2 separate regions of the Homo sapiens genome follow, and region 2 is linked to region 1. A link is an interaction called in ENCODE POLR2A ChIA-PET data of the cell type or tissue named here. Cell type or tissue: MCF 10A. All regions are shown on one strand.

Evidence for each region. Peaks named below come from ENCODE experiments on the same cell type or tissue, not always from the same donor. Only the 100,000 strongest peaks of a DNase experiment are listed, where the experiment ranks them.
Region 2: POLR2A ChIA-PET joins it to region 1 with 5 read pairs; 3 of 35 experiments call an interaction of 5 or more read pairs at or near these places.

What each region holds. Positions count from the first base shown.
Region 1 is chr17:50,357,882-50,360,381 of GRCh38, forward strand. It overlaps XYLT2 (xylosyltransferase 2), which reads left to right. Exons shown (of 11, transcript NM_022167.4): 10 at 326-659; 11 at 2,088-2,500. The coding sequence ends at 2,410. Among named protein-coding and RNA genes, the nearest start is that of XYLT2, 13 kb to the left of the region's middle. In MCF 10A, no CTCF peak of the experiment used is centred here; no DNase peak of the experiment used is centred here.
Region 2 is chr17:50,265,746-50,268,245 of GRCh38, forward strand. No RefSeq gene overlaps it. Among named protein-coding and RNA genes, the nearest start is that of TMEM92, 7.5 kb to the right of the region's middle. In MCF 10A, no CTCF peak of the experiment used is centred here; a DNase peak (open chromatin) is centred at 1,106.

The DNA of each region.
Region 1 (2,500 bases):
TCCTCATAGTCTCTTTCTCAGAGGCTTTGGCTTCATGTGGGAATGGTCTCTGGGCAGGACTTTGAACCTCATCCCTGCCGTATTGTCCCCAATAAGGGGGACTGACCTCCACTGCCTAGCAGTCAGAATGGAAGCCTAGAACGAATCTCAGAGCTGGGAGAGATATTAAAGGTCTCCTAGTCTGACCCCTTCATTTTGCAGATGGGGAAACTGAGGCCCAGAAAGAGACAGTGACTGGCCTGAGATTACACAGTGAGAGGCAGCTTCAGAGGAGGGAGAAGGACCTTTCCCCCACACTCCTGCCCAGCTGCCTCTCTCTCTACAGGTTGGCACTGATTGGGACCCCAAAGAGCGTCTTTTCCGGAACTTTGGGGGGTTACTGGGGCCGCTGGACGAGCCTGTGGCCGTGCAGCGCTGGGCCCGGGGCCCCAACCTCACAGCCACAGTGGTCTGGATCGACCCAACCTATGTGGTGGCCACATCTTATGACATCACAGTAGATACGGAGACTGAGGTCACGCAATACAAGCCCCCACTGAGCCGGCCCCTGCGGCCAGGGCCCTGGACTGTTCGACTCCTTCAGTTCTGGGAACCGCTGGGTGAGACCCGCTTCCTTGTGCTGCCCTTGACCTTCAACCGCAAACTACCTCTCAGGAAAGGTAAGCGTGCAGTTCTCAAATGAGGCCCAGAAGCCAGACAGAATAGGACTCGCCAGAGAGGTGACCTCAAGAAGCCAACCATCAGAGCTGACTCCCATCCCTAGAGTCAGGGAAGCATGGAAGGGCTGGGGCCTTCATCTTCTTTCCTGTAGCATGCAGGGTCCTGCACTGCAGTGTGGTGGAAAAGGGAGCTTTACAGTCATGCACACTTGGTTTGGAACATAACTCTCACAAGTTCATTGGCTTTTTGTCCTTGGAAGTTACCTGGCCTTCCTGGGCCTCAGTCTTAGCACGTGAAGCTGGAATAGTACACCTATCAGGGACCTCCTGGTTCATGCAACACAAATCCACTCAACCTAGCTTGAGTTAAAAAGGGGAGAAGACTGGAAGAATGCAGAGGTCTCCTTCACAAAGCTAGGAAATGTCTCAGGCCTCACTGTGAACCAGAGGTGCTTTCTCCATCTCTCTGGGGCTATCTTGTTCCTCATCCTGTCCTGTCTCTATGCATTGGCCTCAGGCTCTGGCTCCCCATCCATGGCCTCTCAGTGCAACAGACACTGACCAGAGACTTTTAGTCCCCAGGTTTCACATTCTTGGGACAGCAAATCTGATTGGCTATCCCAGTCCACTGTCTGGCCAGGTGGGCAGGGTCATGTGGCTCTCTGCCCATTTGGCTGAGGCTAAGGGAGCAGGCTCTGAACAGAGACACAGGCTGGGCAAATTTCCTGCAAGGGAGGGCCTAGTATAAGTAACTCCCCCTGGGAGCTATGAGGGATGAGCCTCTGGAGGGAAAGTGGCCGGTATGCAGGAGGTGATCAATTGGTAGGTGTTTCCTTCCCCCACCACGTCCTATCACAAGAAGGTGGTTAAGAGGTGGGGTACCCTAGAGGAGGAGGGGGTGCTGGTGGGGCTGCAGCAGATCCAGGGCAGGCAAGCTGTGTCCCCCGCACACCTGGACCTCCCAGTCAAGGGAAGAATGGCAACAATGCACAGCAGGTAGGGACAGGGGCTGCGCCTCAAGGACAAAGTCAGAGGAGGTGCTCTAAGCCAAGGGGACAAAGCTGGCCATTGTCTGTGCATGAAGAGCTGAAGTGCCCGAGTACAGGCTTCTGAGGGCTCTAGGAGCCACCAATGATGGTCAAGAAAGGGTATGGGACACAAACCAGACTGTTCCCTTTTCTAAAGTGCCTTGAACCCACTGCTTTACTGCATCCTAAAGTTGGGAATCTAAGGCTTACTGCCTTGATTTTATAAAACTCAGTTTTATAGGCACAGAAAGTCCCTTGGATTAGCCCAAGGTCATTCAGCAAGCTGTGACTCAGAAGTAGGGCTGTGACAGGAACTGGGGTACCCAGACCCAACTCCTGGGTCTGGCCTCCACGGAGTCTGTTGCAGGGGGTGTGCTTACTGCCTGCTCTGCACCCACAGATGATGCCAGCTGGCTGCACGCAGGGCCACCCCACAACGAGTACATGGAGCAGAGTTTCCAGGGCCTGAGTAGCATCCTGAACCTGCCTCAGCCGGAGCTCGCGGAGGAGGCTGCCCAGCGGCACACACAGCTCACAGGCCCTGCGCTCGAGGCCTGGACAGACAGGGAACTGAGCAGCTTCTGGTCCGTGGCTGGACTGTGTGCCATAGGCCCCTCTCCCTGCCCCTCCCTGGAGCCCTGCAGACTGACCAGCTGGAGCTCTCTGTCCCCCGACCCCAAATCAGAGCTGGGGCCTGTCAAAGCAGACGGGCGACTCAGGTAGCAGGGCCCCAGCCAGTACCCGTGGAGGACCCGGGAAATTGCACCTTACAGACAGTGGAGGGGTGTCCCCTCCCACAGGCAAGAACCAGAG
Region 2 (2,500 bases), 92 kb before region 1:
CCTTCTGCATCCAAAGGCACATGTAACTTGGCATAAACAAACACCCTTTCCCCATCACAGCCCATCACTACACAGTCGCTGTACCCACAGTCCTTCTCTATCACACAGATGGTATAGAACATGCTCCTGCACTCTGCCACACCCAACATACACATCATCCAGCACCCAGCTCACAAACGCAGCATACACACACCAGACACACAATGCTCACCCAACACAGCTCCTTCTCCACCCGCATAACCTCCACTCCAGCAGCAAGGTCACATTTGCTTGCATGCGTGCACACACGCACACGTGCGCACACACACACACAGTCCTCTGAACCAATACACTCTCCTCCCAGTGCCACACTTGAAAGTGGGCCCAAGTAGGGGCCACCATTTTAGTCCTGGGCTTCTCCCTGCCCCTCCCACTCTCCGTCCTCCCTGCCACTCTCGGTCCTCCTCCCACTTCCTCTGCCCGCCTTCCACTTTCTCCCTTTCTCTCTCTCCTAGCTGAGCCCCTGGCCCTGAGGTCTCTTTCCCAGCACATGGTGGGACACTTGAGGGCCACACATATGGGCAGCTCCCAGCAGCTATTAAATACCACTTCGCCCACCTCTGGGGTTTTGAGGGGCTGCAAATTCCGGAGGACAGGAGGCAGCAGCTGGCAGCTGCTCAGGGCCTCAGATCCCCCTGCTCACCATTCCCCCATGCACCGCCCACCCCTCCTCATTCCGGGCTGAGTCATCCCCACATCTGGAACCTCTGCACATCTGGAAGAGCTGAAGCCTGTGCAAGCAGCTCCACGTAGACACCCCCTCCCCCCTGCTCCATCTCATCCCCATCCCTGCTGGCAGTTGGGGTCCAGCATCCCCCACCTGGAGCAGGACCTCGGTTACCTAGCAGCAGGCACTGCTGGGCCAGCCTTGGGGACCAGGATTGCCCACAGGTCTCTCCCCAGTAGCAGTAACAGTGGCGTCTTGGTGCCCACCGCAGTAAGCAGGCAGGGCAGTGCTAGCCTTGGAGGAGGCCAGGCCCAAGGCTGGGGGAGGCAGGAGAGCCAGGCAGGGAGGAGGTAGTGGTTTGGCCCAGCAGGCAGAGGGAGTTTATCCTGGCACTGGGCCCTGAAGCCAAACATCCTCCACGAACCTCGCAGACACATCAAAGCCCGCAGGGAAGGGGCCCTTCCGTAGAGGAAACCTACAGTCCTGGAGGCCTGACAACCTGACTCCGGGCACAGGACCACCCTGTCCCACTCAGCAACCCAGGCTCAGGTCGGGCACAGCTGCCTGGAGTGGACAGGCAGAAAAGGACATTTCTACCCAGGGGCCCTGCCGCCTCACCCCACTCGTTCAGTGCTGCCACAGAATGAGGTTTTGCCCCCATGAGGGGGCAGAGTTGGCACCAGATTTAGCTTTAGCCCCTAGTACAGGGGTCCCTCCCAAACTGCCCCCCTCCCACCCTCCAGGCAGGGAAGGCTGATGGGGAGGGGCTCACTTTGTCTGTGCGCCACCCTTTCAGCCCCAGCCTGGAAGAGAAGTCGTGCTCAGTTGTGGGGGGATCCAGCTTCCTCCCCCAGGCTCTGATGTTCTGCAGAAGACCCCTCCACATGGACAAGAGGGAAATGGAGAGGGCAGGGGGGTTAGGGGTTGGGAGAAAAACCAAGCTTCAAAAAGTAGAAGCTGAAGTGGAATCAGAAGGCGAGAACTGGGCTGCAAGCCACAGGGCCTCTCTCTGGGGGGACAGCTGGGGCCGGAGGAGGAAGAGGGGTTGTGAGGCGCTAACAAGGGAGAGAGGAGGTGCTAACAGGGCCACTGGGGTGCGGGGATCCTGAAGCCAGCCCCCTAAAGGTTGGCCCGGAGATAAGGAAGCCAGGCACTGGCGGTGGGGTAAGGGGTGTGAGTGGGAGCTGCCAATCAACACAGGAGGCTGGGATGCTCTGCATACACACATGTGCACGTAATGTACATACATGTGCACATGCAGCTCCCACACAACCAAAGCCAAGTCTGTCCTCAGCTGGGAACCAGATGATGTGGCTGCTTAGAGGCACTATGATTTGAGGAAGAATGTGATCTCTGCCAGCCTGAATCCCTCACCCACTGCTCACACTCATTCTCTGCCTTTACAGCTTCAGGCTGGGCCTGCGCCCCACTCTAGTCTAAGCCCCAGACCATGGAAGGGCTCCCCTTCCCATGGTTGTCCTGAATCCGCAGTTCCTTTGGATCTGAAAAGTTCTTTTAGGTCTAACTACAACCCCAGTAACATTTGGGTCAGAAACAAAGGAATCCACAAGCAGGGTGCAGCAGAACCCTCTTTTCAGGAGCCAACAAGAACAGAGCTAGAAATCGAGGATACCAAATTCCTTTCTTCCGTCTGGCTACAGGATCCGGTCTCAGACAGTAGACTGAAGGAGGGGGCCCCAGAGGAAGGAGGCCAGGCATGGGGGCTCTCAAGACCCTCACGCTAGTCTTAGCTCAGTCTCTCCTGCCCAAGCCTTCATGGCTCTGCTCCATCTG